Regions from separate parts of the Homo sapiens genome. Here region 1 is linked to region 2. Evidence: read pairs that join two places in POLR2A ChIA-PET (ENCODE). Cell type or tissue: MCF 10A. All regions are shown on one strand. Each heading gives the region's core, and the rest is flanking DNA. Links, peaks and the distances in the headings are about the cores only. Region 1 has its middle 71 kb from the start of LDLRAD3. Region 2 has its middle 16 kb from the start of LDLRAD3.

Region 1 (11,274 bases), core at 3,658-8,657, 55 kb before region 2:
AAGAAAGGAGGGAGGGAGGGAAGAAGGAAATAACTCTGACACAATTAATACAAAGCAGGGGCAAAATAATACTGGCCAACATACTGAAACCCTGTCTGTACTAAAAATACAAAAATTAGCCATGCATGGTGGCACGCACCTATAGTCCCAGCTATTCAGGAGGCTGAGCCAGAAGAATTGCTTGAACCTGGGAGGCGGAGGTTGTAGTGGGCCAAGGTCACCCCACTGTACTTTACCGTGGGCAACAGAGCGAGACTTCGTCTCAAAAAAAATAAAATATGGGCCTGGTGAGGTGGCTCACACCTGTAATCCCAGCACTTTGGGAGGCCGAGGCAGGTGGAACACGAGGTCAGGAAATCGAGACCATCCTGGCTAACACAGTGAAACCCCATCTCTACTAAAAATACAAAAAATTAGCTGGGTGTGGTCGTGGGCACCTGTAGTCCCAGCTACTTGGGAGGCTGAGGCAGGAGAATGGCATGAACCCGGGAGGCGGAGCTTGCAGTGAGCCAAGATCACTTTACTGCACTCCAGACTGGGCGAAAGTGCAAGACTCTGTCTCAAAAAAAAAAAAAAAAATATATATATATATGATTAGTAGTCATGATGAGAGAAGATATTGCAACTATGAAATAAGAATGAAGCTCATAAAAAGAGAAGAACAAGAAAGAACTCATAGAAATAAAAAATGTGAGAGCCAAAATAAAAATGCAACAGATGGATGACAAGATACAGCTGAGGACATCCCCCAGAAACTGTAACATTACAACAGAAATGGAAAATGAAATAAAGTGAGAAGATCTGTCTGGAGATCCAAAGTCTAAATAACCAAGAGAGACAATGGAGGAGGGGAAACATCAAAGAACAAAAGAGAAGAACTTTAATGAATGGAGGAATCTAAGTTTCTAGATTAAGGAGGCCTTCAAAGAGCCTAGCATAATGTAGGAATTCTCAAATCAAAGTCTGTCATTCCAAAACTTTAGGTCACCAGAAATGAATAAAAGCTCTCAGGGAAAAATAGAGATTAAAATGTCGTCAAATTAGAAGATGACACAACAGTGCTTTTAAAATTCAGAAGGAAAATTATTTCTAACTTTGAATTCTTTAGCCTGCCAAACCATCAGTCAGAAGTGAATATAGAATAGAGACATTTTTAGAAAATGCAGGGTCTTAAAGAATTACCTCCCATATACCTTTCTAAAAAAGTTACTGAAGGATATGCTCCATCAAAATGAAGGAGTAAACTGAAGAAAAGGAACACGATCAACTGGTAATCCAGCACAGGGGAATGAAGGAGTAAACTGAAGAAAAGGAACACGATCAACTGGTAATCCAGCACAGGGGAGAAGAGACAGGGAATTTTCAGGAGGATGGAAAAGAAAAGTCCAGGAAAACAGCTGTACAGCAATTCAAAAGCAAAACTAATCCAGAGTAGAGCAGGAGAAGAGAGATATCTAGAAAGTGTCTCTGGGGATAAAAAATAAAAGTGGTAGATTATCTGACATGCTTTGTTATGTAGAGAGGCATTCTATAGCTGTACAAATATTTCACCAGAAATTTGACAAACACCAAACTTTTCTTAAAAAACAATTAAGTACAAGAAAAATAAAACATTCTGTAATTACCTCATATAAGGACTCTTAAAATTTCCTCTCCATAATATATCTTGAAAAATTATTCCACTTTTCAGACAACTATTATTTGTCTTTTATTTTTGTTTTGGGGATAAGTTTTTACCCAGAAGCACACTACATATATGTGCTGCAAGACATGATAATTTGACATTACAATTTCAGGCAATGACATACCTACCAACTGATTCAACATTTCCATTCATAGACTAGCATACTGGGCAAATTTGAGTTACTTGCCGCATATGGATGAGCCCCAAATGCTTTGTTATGCAAGGAGTGCCAAATAAGAAAGACTTTCTACAACACTTTAGTCTTTTGGGTGTGCATACTGTTTCCACGTTTTGAGGTATTCTCATATTTAGCTTTTATTTAGCCCTAAAGGTGTAGTTCCATACTGTTTTTAAGTGCAGCTTGAGCAAATGATAACTATGACCCCAAAAAGTTGATGAATACAATGGTGCAACAAGAACCTACCTTCCAGAGAATGACTCCCTCTTCCATCAGACACTCAAGTCTACTCCTCCTCCTTTGGTGAATAAAGTAAGTCTTTACTATATCAACTCATTATGTATTATTTATTTAAGCTTGTTTTTATTGTTCAATTGATATTTTTCCTATCTGTGAAAGTTGAGCATCTTCGGTTGGGATACATTAATACTTTCCCCTGTTAATATTCATACAGTTTTTTTTTTTTTTTTTTTTTTTTTCCATTTAACAGGTCTTCACTTAGTGGCAGGGTTTTCAGGGTCAAATTAAAGTCCTTAAAAGAAATATGTGTCATGAAAGGAAATGTAATTACACAACCTGGATCAGCAATGAATAATACATGGTCCAACAAATACGAATTGAATAAAAATAAGAATTGGGCCGGGCGTGGTATAAGTGACTTAAGCCATGTCGGGAAAATGAACAAAGAATTGTATTCAAAGGGTGTTGTAACATAATTGTCTTCATACTCCTTATTAGAAAGTCAATATGTAACATATAAATTTGAAATATCAAGAATAGCAATATAAACATGTTATTTAGAAAAATGGAAGTAAATACTTAAAAAAACATCTAAAGCATTGAATGTGCTTGCCTCTGGAAATGAGGACTAGGGTGAAGAGAGAGACAAGACACTGCTTTTCATTATGTTTTATAGGGCTGTTTGACTTTCTAAAGTAATAACTAATAAAAATTAAAATTACATTTAAAAAGGCAATAAATATTCATTGGAGAAAACTTGGAAAATAGAAAAATGGAAAGAGATAAAATAAAAGTCATTCATAACATATCTACCCAGAAAAGCTGCTGATGAAACAATTGTAGGCTAGTTTTGAGTTTTTCTACTATGCATACATACATACACATTTTTAAATAAAAGTGAGATCGTATTGTAAATATTGTTTTGCAACCTGCATTTTTTTCCTCAAGGTAATTGTGGTAAATTTTCCTGTGTTAATATTCATCTACTACATCGTTTTAATGGCTGTATATTCCCCATTATACAAATATACTATAATTTATTTAGTTCAACCCAATATTTACCATTAATTATTCAACCAGCATAATTATTCCACCAAACAAACGCAACTTTTGATTCTTTTGAAAAGATAGTAGAAAGGAATTTTCTCTATCCTTTGTTCAATTGTTGTCAATAGTTTCTATTTTGCTTTACTAGCAAGGCTGAGATATTTGACTTGCTCTGAGATTTTCCCCTGACAATTCACACTCTTTTTAAAATTCTCTCTCCCTTTAAAATTGTAAAAGGAATGTGTATGTGGTAAATAGATGTTCTTGCCTGATAGTGACCCTTTTCTCATCTTTAGGGAATAGCACCTTGGTTTTTCTTCCTGGAATCCCTCCTCCCTCTCAGGCAATGGCCCAGCCTATGTGGTTTGGGTGAAACCGAACCCACCTCTGGTCCAGGGTGACCATATGATCTCACCTGGTCGTTCAGCCTAATTCATCTTTTCAGGCTCCATAAATAGTTCAGGGATGGACGTATGGCCAGAAAGGATGCAACAGAGTCAACACCACAGCTTTCACTGGAAACTTTAGGGAAGAAGATTTCTCTTTCTTTTCACTGGGATGGCTGAGCTGATAAAAGTTTAAGTCTGAGGTGGCTGGTGACCATTTGCTACTGCAAAGGGAAAGCCTGCCTGAGGATTCAGCCAAAGAGGAAGAAAAATAACCAAGAGATTTAGAAAGGCAGAATCATGACGACACCTTTTGAGCACCTGGATCCAGCACTGCCCAATGCTCCCAGCCAGTGACAGGAACTAATACATTTTCTTTTTTCCTTAATCTCTTTTGAGTTGGGGTGCTGTCATCTGCAAGTGAGTATATGTGTTAATAATATGTACTCAAAGTCAAATAACTCAAACAGTATTGATAAAAAGTGAAAATTAAAACTTCCTCTTTTCTTCCCCAAATTCTCAGTCCAAACACCCCAGAGACAATCACTTCTCGGTTTCTTAACTATGCTTCCAAAATGTGTCTGTGCATTTACAAATATACCAATTTCCAATTTTTGAAATATGCAAACAGAATTATACTAACTATACTATCCTGTAACTTGTGTTTTTACTTTACCATGAGGAAAGAAGATACCTTGCCTTGCACAAATCTAGATGTTTACTTCATTTTTCCTAAGACTGTTTTTTTTCTTGAGATGAAGTCATGCTCTGTTGCCCAGGCTGGAGTGCAGTGGCATGATCTCAGCTCACTGCAACCTCTGCCTCCTGGGTTCAAGTGATTCTCCTACCTCAGCCTCCCAAGTGGCTGGGATTTCAGGCGTGCGCCACCATGCCTAGCTTTTTTTTTTTTTTTTTTTTTTTTTAAGTAGAGACATGATTTTACCACGTTGGCCAGGCTGGTCTTGAACTTCCAACCTCAAGTGATCTGCCTGCCTTGGCCTCCCAAAGTGCTGGGATTACAGGCGTGAGTCGCTGCACCCAGCCATTTTTCCTAAGACATTTACTTGCATGGCTTCATTTTGCAAAGGAGTGTATTGTATGGACATCCCATATTCTAACCAGTCTTGTACTGATGACCATTTAGGTTTACCCAGTTTTTCATCATTAAAAACAGGTTGTGATGGGCATCATTCTTTTATCGTTTTGTGCAGCAAATCCACAAAGCCAAAGAAGTTTATGCTTCTGGCGCCTCATTGCCCAGGCCCCTTCCAGGGAGCTTACATTTCATTTACTGTCACAGGATGCAGGTAAGTGCATGCCAGCCGCACAACGTAAGAGTGACGCCCAGTAATAGTACTACTGCCCCATGCTGACTTACAGGGGTCAAGATCCAAAGTTGCAGGACCCTGGGTCATGTCTCAGTAAAAACGTGCCGGAGGACAACAGGTACAGAATTATACAGAAGTGGAAGAGACCTGGTCTGAAATGTACAGAACAAGAAGCTAGTCTGGGGAAAGTTCCAATTGTCAGAGGTATGAAAAGGGTTTTGATTCTCACAAAAGTCTACCAGAAACAGAATAATTCAGCATGTACAACAAAAAATGTACCATATGGTTTTTTCTTTTTTGACAAGAATCAGGGAGAATAAAATTTATCAAGATCTCTTTGTAGGGCCAAATCTGCAGCAATACCACAACCAGCTAGTATATGTCTGTATGAAGTGGCACGTTTTCTCATCACGACTATCAATAATAAAGAACAGATTTCAATTTACTATGCCATAGGAAAGACTGAACTATCTTCCTACTCTCTTTATGAAAAGTGATATTTCACAATTGTTGTCATATGAATCAGAAGCAATCAAAGAGTATGCAGCCAAAAAGTGTAGGAAGGAAGGCATTGTAAAAGCACATGAAGCAGTAAATTAATAAGAATATTATGTTATTTTTCTGAACTTTGTGATTATGGTATTTGGCAGCTTTTTAAAATGTGTGACTTTTGTAGTTTATTCTCTCTTTGCAAATAAATATTCATTGTGTGCCTAACTTATGTGTGTAATTTTGTGTTTTTTAAAGAGGTTCTCTAAACTTCTCTGAAACTCAGGCTCTGCAAAACTTGCTTCTGCACCTTTGTAGAGGATGAACACACACGATCTGCAGTCAGACCTCCCAGCTTCAGATCTCAGCGGGGCCATCTGCTAGCTTTATAATGCTGGGCGGTTTACTCTGCCTTTCTATGCCTCAGTTTTCTCGTCTATGAAGTGGGGATAATAACCTCAGAGGGTTTTTTGTAGGATTAAATGAGTTAATACGTATAAAAAACCCAGAAGCTGGCCATCAGTAATCATCAATAACAACTACTTTTTTTTTTTTTTTTTTTTTTGAGATGGAGTCTCACTCTGTTGCCCAGGTGTGAGTGCAGTGGCGTGATCTTGGCTCACTGCAACCTCCACCTCCGGGGTTCAAGCGATTCTCCTGCCTCAGCCTCCCGAGTAGCTGGGATCGCAGGCACCCATCACCATGCCTGGCTAATTTTTGTATTTTTAGTAGAGACAGGGTTTCACCATGTTGGCCGGCTTGGTCTCAAACTCCTGACCTCAGATGATCCACCCGCCTTGGCCTTCCAAAGTGCAGGAATTACAGGCAGGAGCCACCATGACCGACCACAACTATGTTTATTTCTTATGCACATGTGCAGGTATTTCCGCAGGATGCTTTCCTAAAATTATAAGCCCTGGTACAAGGTACACACTTGATGAATTTTAATAGAGAATGCCAAATACTCTTCAGAAACCTGGGCCAACTTACCCCCACCCCACTGTATACATAGTGACATATCTCAGAACCGAGGAATCAGGAAGTCCATCCCGGGTGACTCTAAGGCTTGGGTTCTTACTTCATTCCTGAACATGTCCAGGTCAAGTTGGTTTGGTGGCTACTGGGAATTACAGACTCTGCTCCCAGCTGACACTCCTGTGAATTTTGGCAGCACCTTACATTTACGACATGCCTTACCTTTTATTGAGCACAGTGGCCCTGTAGGTTAGGCAGGTCAGGGCAGTGATTAATAATTTATGGAAGAAGAAATTATGTCTCACATCAGCAAGAGACCTATGCAAGGTTACTCCAACTGGTAAGTATTAGCTGGGGCAAAAGAAATTGCAGTTTTTGCCATTAAAAGTAATGGCAGGCCGGGCGCAGAGGCTCATGCCTATAATCCCAGCGCTTCAGGAGGCCGAGGCGGGTGGATCATCTGAAGTCAGGAGTTCGAGACCAGCCTGGCCAACATGGTGAAACCCTGTCTCTACTAAAAATACAAAAATTACCTGGGCATGGTGGCGGGTGCCTGTAATCCCAGCTACTTTGGAGGCTGAGGCAGGGGAATTGCTTGAACCCAGGAGGCAGAGGTTACAGTGAGCCAAGATTGCGCCATTGTACTCCACCCTGGGCAACTACAGCGAAACTCCGTCTCCACAAACAAAAAAAAAAAAAAAAAAAAAAAAAGTAATGGCAAAAACCACAATTACTTTTACCCCAACCTAACATGAAGGAGAGGACCAAGAACCCAGGGCTTCTGAAAACCTGGGGTGTATGTTTCCTTGTGGTACCTCGTTGCCTTTCAAAATTCTATTAAAATGAAACATATTTTTTTAAATGGCATATATTCACAATGGAATACACCCTTTACTCCAAGTCAGTAGTGAAAAGCAGGCATTAATGCTATATGATATACTAAAAGGGCACCTCTTAGAAAAACAAAGTTAATTGCAGCCTCTTGATTCAAATGAAATCCACTCTGTTTTAAACTTTCAATTATAGTAAGATAAAGCTGCAGAGAATGTGCTTTCCATCCTAATTTGAGACTTCAGATGGCAGCTCCTTTTGTACTTCTATCTTTAAAAAACTGCCTCCCCCCAGCCCCCAATCTTGTTATCTTCTCTTTGACTTGCCAAACAAATCTAGTTCAAAAAAATAGAACTGATTAAATGCCTAAGGGAAGGAAGTGAAGAGCTTAAAATCAGTCGAGTCTGTTACCACATGTTCGGGTTAATTTAACTTTGCTCACATGACAAATTAGAAAGGAAAAGGAAAATTTGCATACAAGGACAATTAAGAATAAACTAGAGGTGTCATTTGTCCCAAATTAGGACAGGATCCCATAATTTGTTTTTCCACCAGAAGAGTACTTTCTGGCAAGCAGAGACTACGGGGTGCACGCTTTTCTTCTCCGATGTCACGAGCAAGTGGGCGCTTCATCACAAAGGGAGGCTCAGCCCACAGTCAGCTGTGCCTCAGGCCTCCTCTTCAGCAAGCCAGGCTAACCACATGGTAGTGCTTCCATGCCCTAGCTGTTTAGCTTATGAAAAATGTGAACATGCCTAGGGTCTGTGAAAGTTCATCCAGGTCTAGTGGTAGATAGACAATAGGTAGATGGATGACTGATGGAAAGATTCATATGTAGATTAATCCATAGATAGACAGCAAGGGGATTTATTTTATATAACATGGTGGCTCCCAGGCCACCTTCTAGCCTGCCTACCCTGGTAATTTCCACACACTGTCTGTCCTCAAAGCTCTAAGAATACTCTAAAGACCCACTCTGTAAGTATAATAATGGGGATATATTTTTAATGTGCAGGACATAGTATTCAGTAGCCACTTTGTTATTCCAGCTGCCACAGGAAGTTTCTCTCACTCCTTAGCAAAGGATAGATTTATGCAATAGAAATGCCCAGTCTTGAATCATCCAGAGATTCACTTCTTAAAAGGAGCTTTACAGGCTGGTGCGGTAGCTCACACCTGTAATCCCAGCACTGTGGGAGGCCAAGGCGGACAGATCACGAGGTCAGGAGATCAAGACCATCTTGCTAAACATGGTGAAACCCCATCTCTACTAAAAATATTTTTTTAAAAAATTAGCCAGGCATGGTGGCACCCACCTGTAGTCCCAGCTACTCGGGAGGCTGAGGCAGAAGAATCGCTTGAACCTGGAAGGCAGAGGTTGCAGTGAGCGGAGATTGCAGCCTTGTACTCCAGCTTGGGTGATAGAGAGAGAGACTCCGTCTCAAAAAAAAAAAAAAAAAAAGGAGCTTTACAAGAGCTCAAAGGCCAACTAACCCAAAATAGGAACTGCCAAACTTCTTACCCCTCACTGGTGGACCCGAGGGAAACATACAGAGTGGGCTCTGAAGTTTTTGAGCATCTGGTTGTGGTGTCAGTGATGGTATTTTTTGTTTGCTTACTTTCCTGATAAGTAACAGAAATGAGATCTGGTTAATTTAATAAAAACAAAATGCAAGAATTTATCAAAAGGCTATATGATAGCATAGCAAATTCCAGGAAAAGCTAAGCCAACAGTAGGAACCCCAGTAGCTCTGGGAGTCTGGGTAGCAGAAACTAATAATGGGCAGTTACAGCAAAGGACTACCTTTGAGAAAAGTCTTTTCAAAGGATTTTCCTATCAGGTTGCTCCACCTGATTCCTAACTGGGTGAGAGCATCTGATTAGCTCAATGTTAAGCCAAGGCAGGGGATACAGGACGCAGGGACAGAAGCCTGTATACCTGATTCATACTACTGGGGGAGGACATCTGATTAGCAAGGACAGAAGCCTGTATACAGTGGTAAAGAAGGGATTCCCCAAAGACCAGCTGCTATTATATATATATATATTTAAAGGCCAAAGGGATGTGGGCAAGCAAAAGCAGCAGATATCCATCACAGTCTAGTTTCTGCCTGTAACCCAAAGAAAGAGGTGTGTTTTCTCACTTGGAGTTGGGCCCTTCCAAAGGTTTCTAACCCAAAGCATGAAATACCCAGTACTCTATTTCAGGAAACTAAAGATTGTACTCAGGAACAAAATTTCCCCATTCTTGACCTCACATGTCAAGGACAAGCTCACCTAAACCTTCAAAAGAGATAAGGGGTCCAGGGTATAGACAAGTGAACATCCAAGCACAAAGCAGTGTAGCAAGAGCTATGATAGGGAGGTGCAGAGTCCTACGGGAACACACGGCAGGACACCTGGCCTGACCTGGACTCAGAAAGAGTCAAGGAGGAGTTAAGTGAGAAGCTGGCAATCTACAAAGAAATGTCGGATGTCTGAAGGTAGGAAGAGGAGCAGGTGACACACTGGAGGAGGTGAACCTGGTCAGTCAGCCGGGAGCACATGGGGGTGGCAGTAGATTGAGCTATTGGCTCCAGTTCTTCACCACTCCCTGCAGCCTCAACTTTGCTGTGGCCAGGATGAGGAGAGCCTCTCTCCCCATTTACTCTGACTTGGCTGTGAGATCTGGTAGGTGTGTCTCTATGCCAATCCTAAGAGGCATTTTCATAGCTTAGGTCTTAGGTATTAGGCGTTCCATGTGCCTCCATAAGCCACTGCCATGAGGAGAACGTGCCCCAGCTAGCTTGATGGGCGAAGGAGGTTGAGAGACACATGGAGAAGGGCCACAGAAATGCAACTAGAAGTGGAGCCAGACCCAGTCTAGGTCACTCAAACCCCAATCGTGAAGGGCCCTTGTACCCCTGTTAAGTTGAACTTGATTCTAAGGGCAATGGACTCTATTGAGGTGTTTAGGAAGTAACACAACAGATCTGCTTTTTAAAAAGCTCACTCTGATTGGTCCACTAGTGGGGTGGGGAGACAGATTCCCTGAAGTTCACAACCTTACTTTTTCAATGTTTTTGGCTTACAAGCATATCTAATAATATAAGCATGCTTTTATTAATTAATGAAAGAAGAAATTGACATTGTATATTCATTATAAACTCAACTATATGCATAGAAAAAAATAGAACATATATAAATAGAAAAAACATATGTCTAAAGGTTTACAGTGATTATCTCTGGATGGGATTATGGTTATTTTCTATAATTGTATGATTTTCTACAGTGTCACAAGTCTTTTTATTATTCTGAAATAGGCTGAGTGCATTGGCACGTGCCTGTAATCCCAGCATTTTAAGAGTCTGAGGCTGGTGGATTGCTCGAGGCCAGGAGTTCAAGATCAGCCTGGGCAACATGGTGAAACCTCATTGATACGGTTAGGCTTTGTGTCCCTACCCAAATCTCATCTTGAATTGTAATCCCCGGGTGTTTAGGGAGAGACCTGGTGGGAAGTAATTAGATTATAGGGCAGTTTCCCACATGCTGTTCTCCTAATAGTGAACTCTCATGAGATCTGATGGTTTTATAAATGGTAGTTTTTCCTGCACTGACACAGGCATTCTCTCTCACCTGCCACCATGCCTCTTCCCCCACCACCATGATTGTAAGTTTCTTGAGGCCTCTCCAGCCATTCAGAACTGTGAGTCAATTAAACCTCTTTCTTTATAAATTATCCAGTCTCGGGTATGTCTTTATAGCAGTTGAAAATGGACTAATACATTTGTCTCTGCAAAAAATTAGCTGGGTGTGGTGGCTTGCACTTGTGGTCCCAGCTATTTGGGAGGCTGGGGTGGGAGGATTGCTTGAGCCCAGGTGGCAGAAGATGCAGTAAGCTGTGATTATGCCACTCAACTCCAGCCTGGGTGACAGGGTGAGACCTTCCTTGTCTTAAAAAGATAATAATAAAATAAAATAAAACAAAAATAAAACCACAATTTAGTGGGCATTTATTACACTGTATGCTCTCATAAATTATTCTATTTCATTATCACTTCCCTTTTTACAGCTGAGGAAACTGGATTTTAAGAACACTTTATTTTCCCAAGGTCAGCCCACTAATATGTGGCAGAG
Region 2 (11,274 bases), core at 3,628-8,627:
CCCAACTAATTTTTAAATTTTTGGTAGAGATGGGATCTAACTATGTTGCCCAGGCTGTTCTCACACTCTTGGGCTCAAGCAGTCCTCCTCCCTGGGCCTCCTGAAGTGTTGGGATGACAGGTGTGAGCCACCACACTCAGCTGTCGGCACTCTTGATTGCCCATATGTGTATCCACTCTTTGATTTCCTTTGAACCTGTTATAACGTCTTACTGTTTTCCTCATTAATTAATGAGTGAAATAAAATATTTGACATGTGTTCACTTTCTGTTTGTATGAGTCATGGTTTTACTTTTTAAAGTATTCTATTTTACATCAACTTTTATATTAATATTTATTGCATAATTTTTCTTAAAAATGATGGATATGTTACTTACTTTTACATGTGCAACCAAAGGGCTGTTTCCCTTTTCTAGAACTTCTAGCTCTTGAAACCTAATATTATTTGCTTCTGTGAAAATATAATGTTTCTGGCTTTTACTAGCCTCATTTTAAGCGGCCTAATCCTGGGACATAGCAGTAGAACTACCATTACCTTAGCGTTAGAGAGGAGCAAACAACAACCCACCTCACCACCCCTAGATTAATTTCCTTCCTTATGAACAAAAAATATCAAAGGGCCCTGCTGACATTTTCTTCTAGAATCTTGGGATTCCAGGATTTTGCTACTGGAAAGGGCAGAGGATTTTTCTCCTCTCTATGCTCAAAATAACGCACTTTTCTGATCACTAACAATGCCTTTGTGGAAACAAATATCAATGAAAATTAGATGTTATCTTCCTGTGCCTAGCGTGGTGCCTGGTACATAGTAGGTCTTCAGGAGATGTTAGGTCTCTGCTTCCTTTCCAGCCATACTGTGAAGGGTGAAAATAGAAGAGGCATAAAGAGGCTTCTGGGTTCCTGCCTCTATCCTGGCATCAAGCTCATTGGCGGCAGGGCCAGTCTTTCACAAGTGAGTATAGCACCTATGTAGCACACTCCTGATCACTTCCACGAGCAAAGAAAAATCTTGGTCTTGCCAGAGAGGCAAATGAAAGATTAATGCCAGTTAAATAATATATAATAGTAAGATCATTATCCTGTCCTCTCCCAGTCAACTAACTTTGTAATGTGTTAACACTTATGGGGTATACAAAATCAAACTCCATAAACTGTTGTAAAGTGGAAGGAACGATGCTGATTAGTCTGGCGGCACACAAGGACACAAGAATTGTTCTTTGTTTCCCTTTTTCGAGTGAGGAGCCAAGCTGACATTCTGGACAATCATGACAAAACAAATTTCCTGTCCAAGTTTAACAGGAAGCATCCAATCTTTACAACTCGTGCTTCCCATTACACACCCCCATGCTAACTTTCTCACAAGTTTCCTCTACCTTTAAAAGCAAAGGCTGTAATGTCATAGTTTTGTCTTCAAAGCCATCAGCAAATATTGGTCATGTTTCATCAAATTGTGTCCTGGAGAGACAGAAAACCCACATGACTCCCTTTTTCCATTTCTTCTTACTGCGTGGTAAGAATGAAACAACAAACTATTATAGAAAAAGCCTTAAAGAAGGGACTTAAGATGGAGATAGGGAAAGGTATGGTTTGCAGCGTAAAAGTAGAAAAGACAATCAAGTGTGAGCAGTGCACGTTTTTGAAATTGCTTCTGAAACCACTATTATAGGTTACATTGTCAGCAGGCTGTATTGATTATTTTTAGGTAATATATTTGTAGAATCTCTGCTAATGGACACTTCAGGATCATCTTTTGCATTTAATGTATCTAATACCCATTGATCAGGTCATTGGCTTATTGGTTATCTACTTTGCTGCCCAATGATTCTCTATAATTGTTTTCTTCACTACCCATTTCTATTCCAGGAGCAGCTTCTATTGTGTCCCATTACACTAATGGAAATTATTGACATGGAAATTAGTAGGTGCTGAGCTTAAGAATTCTATGATACACACATTGCATTTCTTTAAGTTGTCGATGTTCTTGTATAATTAGCAGTAAATATTGACATGGTGAAATTAGTGAATTTAATTCAAAGCAAAAGAACAAGAAACATCTTTAAAAAGGAAACACCAAATATTTTGCATAGCTATGTATACTTTAGTAAAAATAAATATAGCAAGTTTGGCATTTATGTTTAACATTGTTTAGCATCCTGAGTTAAAAGACAAGAGTGTTTTTGATTCTTGTTGCTATAAGCATGCTCATGTTATAGATGGAAAAGTTAGCCTCAGGGTGGCTAACATCTGTGTTATATTGTCCAATATGTTAGCCACTAGCTACATGTGGCTGTTGAGCACTTGAAATACAGCCAGTCTAAAGGGAGATGTGTTATAATTATAAAAGGCACACCAAATGCTGAAGACTTAGCATGAAAAAAGGATTGTAAAATAGCTCATTAATTTTTTAATTGATTATAGGTTGGAATAATATTTTGAATAGTCAGTCATAAAATATATTATTGAAATTAATTTCACCCTCTTTCTTTTTCCTTATTTTAATGTGACTACTAGAAAAAACTAAATTATATATGTTGTTCACATTATATTTCCATTGGACAGCACTGGTCTAGCACAAGTCCTAAGTGGGTAGTGTCTAGCGCTTCACTGTGCCATATGGTAGCAACTAGTCTCATGTGATAATTATATTTAAATGCAAATTATTTAAAGATGATACTTCTAAAATTCAGTTCCTCAGTTGTGCTAGTCACATTTCAAGTGCTATTGCTGTATGGCTGGGAGCTACCAGACTGGACAACACAGATAGAGAAGCCTCATAGCATCCCAGAAAGTTGCATTGAAATGTGCTGATCAAGGGCAGGAGTTCAAGACCAGCCTGGTCAACATGGTGAAAACCTGTCTCTACTAAAAATACAAACATGAGCTGGGTGTGGTGGTGTGCACCTGTAATCATAGCTACTTGGGAGGCTGAGGCAGGAGAATCGCTTGAACCCAGGAGGTGGAGATTGCAGTGAGCCGAGATTGCGCCACTGCTCTCCAGCCTGGAGACAGAGTGAGACTCCATCTCAACAAATAAAAACAAAAAAGGAAAAGTGCTGGTCCAGCACATCACTAAGCAAGCATTAAAATTGAGAATGCCTAGTCTGGGCGCAGTGGCTCATGCCTTTAATCCCAGCACTTTGGGATGCCGAGGCGGGTGGATCACGAGGTCAGGAGTTCGAGACCAGCCTGGCCAATATGGTGAAACTCCGTCTCTACTAAAAATACAAACAATTAGCCGCGCGTGGTGGTAGGTGCCTGTAATCCCAGGTATTCAGGAGGCTGAGGCAGGGGAATCGCTTGAACCCGGGAAGTGGAGGTTGCAGTGAGCCAAGATCTTGCCATTGTACTCCAGCCAGGGTGACAGTGTGAGACTACATCTCAAAAAAAAAAAAAAAAAAAAATCCCTGAGAATTCCTCAATTCCTCTCTGCTAAGCCATTGTCCATGGAGACTGTAATGAAATGCCATGAAAATAAAAGTGTCATATTAAAGGTAAAACTGTGCAAATAGTGATAACGCATAGTTGGCAATGATAGTTATTAAACCAGGTGTTCGTCCTTGGAAAGTCTAATCTCTAAGCACTGCTCAGAATATAGCTTCAGAGATGGTATTTATCCATTGGGGTGACCACTTAATTTTGAGGGACAGAAAAGATGCAAATTAGGCAGATAAAACTGGAAACACATATAGCATTTTAATAAGTTGTAGTGAACAAGAGCTTCCATTTTGGCTCTAATCTCTTTGAAGGGGCTTGGAAGTTAGACGACAAAGCAAGGCCTGTGGTCCCCCAGCCAGACAATGCCAGTGTTCCTTCCTCTGTGCCCTGCTGCCTGGAGGTTAAGAGAGTAGTGACAACGGTATGTTTGTTTAGAGGATTGGGGGCTGCACGGTGGGGAAGTCACAGATTTTAAAGTAAGCACTTAAGGGGAAATTTCTATAAAGCCAAGTGTCAAAATTATTCCTAAACCTAAACCCTCAGAATCAGAAACCAAAATTAACGTCATCAGCTTCTCTTTGCTTTTGGCTGTGACCTTTTTGTACCCCAGCGCCATAGAAGGCCCAGGTGTCATCAGAAGAATAAGAAAAGTAGATAATAGGAGTTAAAAAAAAGAACTGGAGTCTTATTTTCTTTCTTCGGCACACTCTCCTTTTCGTGGTGGGAATGGGGGTGTGTGTCCGAACATGTTTATTTAAATGTACATTTGGGCCAGGCACGGTGGCTCACGCCTGTAATCCCAGCACTTTGGGAGGCCGAGGTGGGTGGATCAGGAGGTCAGGAGATCGAGACCATCCTGGCTAACACAGTGAAACCCCATCTCTACTAAAAATACAAAAAATTAACCAGGTGTGGTGGCAGGTGCCTGTAGACCCAGCTACTCGAGAAGCTGAGGCAGGAGAATCCCTTGAACCCAGGAGGCAGAGGTTGCAGTGAGCAGAGATCGCGCCACTGCACTCCAGCCTGGGCGACGGAGCAAGACTCCAGCCTGACTGACGGAGTGAGACTCCATCTCAAAAAAAAAAAAAAGTACATTTGATGGAACCACTCCGTCGTTTGGTTATGTTTATTGTGTTTGTCTAGAAGTGAAGGTTATCAGGGAAATTATCCCTTCTTGAATGCCTGCATGTTATTATTCTCTCCAGTGTTCAGAGGAGGAAACTGAGTCTTCTAATGATAAAGTTCGTTGTCCAGCGTCACCAGCTGGTTAGTAGCTAAACCAGGATTTAAACCCAGGTTTTCCCTGAAGCCGAGCTCTGTTTTACACCAAAATAGCTCTTCTGGGCACCAAGGCAGGCACAACGGAGTTCCCTGCTGCCAGCATTAATGTGGGTATAAATGAGTTAACACTGAACACTGCTTCTGGGGCATGCGATGTAGCCGATTAGATTCTCCGCGGACTCTGAGTCCAGAGGCTAGGAGTCTTTGTTTTGTCACTGATAAATGATCTGCGGGCTCTTAATCCTGATTCTATATTCCTCATTTGTAAAGCTGTTGGCATATTTGCACTGAGCAGATCGCTCTCTCTGCCAGCTTAGCTTCACGTGGCAATTTGGGATTTTTTTTTTTCTTTAAGATTTTATAACGCCGAGAGTAAAATGGGAATGTTTTCATAAATGCTTAAGCATCTTTAGTGAAGCTAATTTATAGAATTTAAATGTTCCTCTCCGGCAGTTTTAAACTCAAATTTCTCAGCGGTGGTTGGGGGGTTGGGGCCAAGAAACAGGAAACTGCTCTGTTTCACTGTTCATACTCAACAATAAAAAATTAAACGGCCTAAAAAGTGCAAGCTAGAGAGAATTTTTTTCAGACGTACCCTCCTCTGAATTGGAGTGATGGTGATAAAGGCAAAAATGGGATTCTTCTCTTTTCCGGGTCCCCCGGCCCTCCTTGGCAGGGGCCTGGCGGCCACACCTTAAATTTCTGGGGTGACTCAGCCCCTGTGGCACAGTGCTAGGCATGACACCCAGCACCTTACTCAAGTCACCTTTGCCAGCGGCTTGCCTCCCAGCCCCTCCCTTGGGAGCATGCTTTGGCAATGGCGTGACTGGGTGATGAAGAACCTAAACTGGATTGTGCAACCTTGCGAGGTTGTGTAACCACCACGGCTGCACTTATTGCACAGTCGGCTAGAGAGCTTAGCGCACAGCCAGAGTCTGCAGTGAGGTTCCCATGGTAAGATTTTTTTGGGAGCCACTTTCTGCTTCTATTTTACATCCCGTCCTTGTTTTAGCACCTGTTTTTGTTGCCAGAAGATGAGATGGCATGAAGTCTGTCTTCCTCTCTCTTCTTATATGGAACCAGGTGGTGTATACATAAGTAGATATTTAATATATCAAAAGGGGAGGCCTTTCTCCTCACTTCTCGTTTATGGCTTTGGGAGTTCAAAAGCCTCCTTTTTTCTCTCAGCCCTAACCAAACACAAAAGATACTCAATTTTCTCTCTGGATGTGCTGATTCAGCTTTTTTTTTTTTTTTTTTTTTTTAACTGTGCATAGTGGACACCCTCCTAGCCTTCAGCTCAAGAGATTGCGGACTGTATAATAATAGAAGTAATATGGCCGGACTCGGTGGTTCACGCCTGTAATCCCAGCACTTTGGGAGGCCGAGGTGGGCAGATCACGAGGTCAGGAGATTGAGATCATCCTGGCTATCACGGTGAAACCCCGTCTCTACTAAAAAAATACAAAACCATTAGCCGGGCATGGTGGCGGGCGCCTGTAGTCCCAGCTACTCAGGAGGCTGAAGCAGGAGAATCACTCAAACCCAGGAGGCGGAGGTTGCAGTGAGCTTAGATCGTGCCACTGCACTCCAGCCTGGGCGACAGAGTGAGGCTCCACCTCAAAAAATAATAATAATAATAATAGAAGTAATAATGGAAGTAATATAACAGCTAACATTTAATAAGTGCTTATGCTGTGCCCAGTGCCATATAATAGATACCTATCCCTTAATTCTCACAATCCTGAGATAAGTGTTATAATCATCTTCCCATTTTACTGGTGAGAAAACTGAGGCTCAGAAAGATTCTGTAATTTATCCAAGGCCACACTGTTTGTAAGTGGCATGACAAGGCGAGCACCCTGGTCCATGTCATGCGTATCTCACGTGTCTCGCTGAGCAGAAGCTCAGCTTTCCAGATTGCCTATGGTGGAAAGGAAAGACATTCCTTAGGCTAGCCTCTAGGCTAACAAGGTTTATCTCATTACATTAAATAACCGTATACTTGAAAATCATTCTTAGTCCAGGATAAGGTAGGCTACACTGCAGCAATCAACCCAAAGTATTAGTGGCTTAGCATAGCAAAGGTTTATTGCGGACTCTTGCAAAATCTAATGTGAAAGTCCAGGCTGGATGGAAGGGCATGTGTTGATGTTTCAGCTGATGGTCCCAGCTGAGTCCAGCCTCAGAGTTGTCCCGTCCCAGACCCCAGGCATATGAGGGAAGAAGTTTCCAGGCAATTTCTTTTTCTTTATTTTTTTTCTTTTGAGATGGAGTTTCACTCTTGTTGCCCAGGCTGGAGTGCAGTGGTGTGATTTCAGCTCACTGCAACCTCCACCTCCTGGGTTCAAGTGATTCTCCTGCTTCAGTCTCCCGAGTAGCTGGCATTACAGGCGTGCGCCACCATGCCTGGCTAATTTTTTGTATTTTTAGCAGAGACGGGGTTTCATCATGTTGGCCAGGTTGGTCTTGAACTCCTGACCTCAGATAATCCACCTGCTTCGGCCTCCCAGAGTGCTGGGATTACATGCATGAGCCACCGCACCCAGCCTTTCCAGGCTATTTTTGCTTCTAACATTTCAAGTCACCTGCAGCTATTCATGTTGTTATGGGCTGTTTGTGTACCCCCAAAATGCATATGTCAGACCCCTAATCCCCAAAATGATAGTATTTGGAGATGGGACCTTTAAGAGGTGATTAGGGTTAGATAAGGCCATGACGGGGTGTAGGGGAGACCCGGTTTGATAAAATCAGTGTCTTAATGAGAAGAGACAGCAAAGAGCTCCTTCCTCTCTCTCAACTGTATGAGGACAGAGTAAGAAGGGGGCCCCCTGTAAGCCAGAAGGAGAGCCCTCGCCAGAAACCAAATGGGCTGCCACCTTGATCATGAACTTCCCAGGAGCCAGAACAGTAAGAAAATAAATTTCTGTTGTTTAAGCCACCCATTCTATGACAGCCATAGTTAGGGCAGCCAGGCCAGGCCAGGCATGGTGGCTCACACCTGTAATCTCAGCACTTTGGGAGCCTGAGGTGAAAGGATCACATCAACCCAGGATTTCAAGGCAGCCCAGGCAACAGAGTGGGACACCCACCTATACAGAATATAATAATAATAATTAGCCGGGTGTTGTGGCACACACCTGTAGTCCCATCTACTCGGAAGGCTGAGGCAGGGGGATCACTGGGGATCACTTGAGGCCGGGAGGTCAAGGCTTCAGTGAGCCATGATAGTGCCACTCACTGTACTCTAGCCTGGGTGACAAGAGTGAGACCCTGTCTTAAATAAAATATGTAAATCAATAAGTCAATAACAACATAGTTATGGCAGCAAAAGCAGAGTAATACACACATTTTTTTCCCAGCTGAGGCTCCAGATATCATGGAATTAGACAAGACATCCCACTTTGTCCTGTTGGAACTCCTGGCCCACAGAATGCATGAGCCTATTACAATGGTTGCTGTTTTGAGGATGGTTATTTATGAAACCACAGATAACCTACACACACAATAGATTTGCACACACCACAGGCTATAACTTTCATTCATTCAACAAATATTTACTGAACACATATTAGGAGCCAGACACTATTCTGAGCATGTATCAGTGAACAGAACAGGTAAAGACCTGTCCTCCTACTGCTTATATTGTGTAGGGATAAAAATTGCTGTTTTTAAAAATAATCATTTTAAGTATATTTTTCTAGTTACAAAAGTAACACTTGCTCATTCAATGCATTTGAGAAATACAAAAAGATACTTTGAAAACGCACAAAAAATAATCATTATGCAGAAATAATGCATTGCTAATATTATTTTATTATCTGACAATCACAGGCACACATAGATGAACAAACATACTCTTTAAACTGGAGTCACACTTTATATTCAGTTTTATATCCTGTTTTTATTTTTATTTTTATTTTTTTTATTTTTTTTTTTGAGACGGTGTCTCGCTCTGTCACCCAGGCTGGAGTGCAGTGGCGCAATCTCGGCTCACTGCAAGCTCCGCCTCCCGGGTTCACGCCATTCTCCTGCCTCAGCCTCCCGAGTAGCTGGAACTACAGGCGCCCGCCACTACGCCCGGCTAATTTTTTTTTTTTTTTGTATTTTTAGTAGAGACGGGGTTTCACCGTGGTCTCGATCTCCTGACCTCATGATCCACCCGCCTCGGCCTCCCAAAGTGCTGGGATTACAGGCGTGAGCCACCGCACCCGGCCTTTATATCCTGTTTTTATTTCACTTAGTTATTGCAGACCTTTTCTCATGTCATTGAAATATGATTTTTAATGGTTGCATATTGTTCCAGCCTGTAGCAATACGAATTATTTAACCATCCTGCAATTATTTTACATTTCAGTTGATTCCAATTTTGCACTGTGATAAGCAACGTCTTGAAGAACAACTTCGTACATGAATCTTCGGCTGCATCTCTGATTAGTTCCTTAGAATATAATCAGAGAAGTGGGATTACTGGTTCAAAGGATATGCAAATATTCAAGCTCTTCATAAATATTGTCAGATTACTTTCCAGAATGTTAGCTCCAATTTACATTCTCACCTGTATTTTATAAGATGCCTCTCTGGTATTCTTGCCAATATTCAGTATTAGAGTGTTCGTAATCTTTGCCAATTTGTTGCATTAAAGAATGGTATTTCATTTTAAGACTGGTTGACTGCCTAGGTCGCTCAATAATTATTGGGATTTGCCTAAATCTGAGTATTTAAACCCTAGCTCTGGCGCCTTCTAAGAAAATACATAACCTCTCTAAGCCTCAGGTTTCTTTGTCTACCAAATGGTAACATTTATCCTGACTTCTTAAGTTATTGTGTGGATTAAATATGTTCAAGTTTATAAAGTGTTTAACACCGAGCCTGTCAAATGGTAGCTATTATCACAGGTGTGACAATTTAGAAATTATCAACACATGAATAATTCCAAACTTTGCTCTTTCCTGTGTGTGTTAAAGAAGATCCTGATTTTGCTTAATCATATTGCTCTTCCTTCTCTCTCCTTTGAAGGAGAAGCTTGCCATGCTTTGGGGCTTTGTGAATTAGAATTAGGTGGAATGAGAAAGAGAAGAACAGGAAGACACACTGACCATTGACAGACCACCCAAAACCCAGTGGCTAACAACAAACGTTATTCTGCTGCACATGGGTCTGCTGTTGGCTACAGTTAGACTGACTGTGTCTGGGCTGGGCTCAGCTGGGTGGTTCTGCATCAGGCTGTGGGCTGACTGGATTGGATCCAAGCTGTGAATAGGTTCATGTCTGCCCCATGTATGCATGGTTTGGGACACATATGAATAGAGCAGAAAATACCCAGGGCATATTCTCATGGTAGATTACCAGAGCATAAGAGGTCAGACCAAAACCCACAAGCAAATTTAAGACCTCTGCGATGTTAGATCTGCTAATATTCCTTTGGCCAAAGCAAGTCACATGGCTTAGCCCAACATCGGTGGGCTGCAAAGTCTCTTCTTCCCACAGTGGGAGGTGGAAAGAAAGTGAATATTTGCTGAACAAAAGATCATAATAAATGTTTCCAGAAATTTGCAGGAAGAGGCTACATACACTACAGTGTAAGAAAACTGAGAAAAGTGATTATGAAATATGTTGGGTATGTGTAGGACTTTACAAATCAGGTTCCTCTTAATTTCTGGAAGACTCCAATTAAAAACTTCATGTAAGTTATTTTTTGTCCGTTTAGACTGGAATTTATTAGAGACGACTTCCCCTCAGGACTGATCTTATGGTGTAATGACTTCGATAGGGTTATGTAATGGAAACCATATTATCTTTTTGATTGCCACAACCCTTCACAGTTCTTCCTCTTTGGGTATGTTAGATCTTTCAAACATATCCTAATGGTTCTCTTTTTTTTTTTTTCTTCTCCGAGAAGAAAAATTATGGGTGTCAGCTTCCTGATTGTGATTTACCAACTAGAGGCACAGTCTCTGCAGGAAATATGTCAGCTGTCTCATTCCTATCTTATTTAAAGTAGGACAGACACCAAGCTTGAGAAAACTTGGACAGGAGGACTCAGAGGTAGAAAATGCAAGCAAACATGTCAGTTTCAGTCATGACTCACAAGCTCCAAATTCACTTATGGAATCATTTGGTGAAATCAAATTGATAGTGAGAACAGGGTGCAGCAATGATCAGAAGGAGCCCAAAGAGCTCTAATGTCATTTTCGCAGCCTTTATTCTTGGTGTCTCCCTGAAGACCATTTACTTGGAACCTAGACAGGAGACTAAAGTCTGTGATCTCTGGGTTTGCTTAGCTCTGTAGACAGCTGGTACATCACATACAAAATATTACCCCACGCTCTCATAGTGTGATGAGTTGTTAATAAATCCATTCCAAATTCTTGGTTCTCATTCCTCTGAATGTAGATAGACTGGCTGAATATGGATATATCAGCTCTGCTTATCACTCTAAATGTCATCTGTCTTTAACTTTATCCAAAACAGTTTTATTTTGCTTCAGAGAAAGCAGTGTTCTCAACTTCTTGAAAATCCAAGCCAAGAAGAATCATAGAATGAAGAATTATGCTAA

What was found. ChIA-PET counts read pairs that join two places held together with the same protein. Peaks named below come from ENCODE experiments on the same cell type or tissue, not always from the same donor. Only the 100,000 strongest peaks of a DNase experiment are listed, where the experiment ranks them.
Region 1: POLR2A ChIA-PET joins it to region 2 with 7 read pairs; 4 of 35 experiments call an interaction of 5 or more read pairs at or near these places.

The regions. Positions count from the first base shown.
Region 1 is chr11:35,867,452-35,878,725 of GRCh38, forward strand. No RefSeq gene overlaps it. Among named protein-coding and RNA genes, the nearest start is that of LDLRAD3, 71 kb to the right of the region's middle. In MCF 10A, for the core only: no CTCF peak of the experiment used is centred there; no DNase peak of the experiment used is centred there.
Region 2 is chr11:35,922,392-35,933,665 of GRCh38, forward strand. No RefSeq gene overlaps it. Among named protein-coding and RNA genes, the nearest start is that of LDLRAD3, 16 kb to the right of the region's middle. In MCF 10A, for the core only: no CTCF peak of the experiment used is centred there; a DNase peak (open chromatin) is centred at 5,530.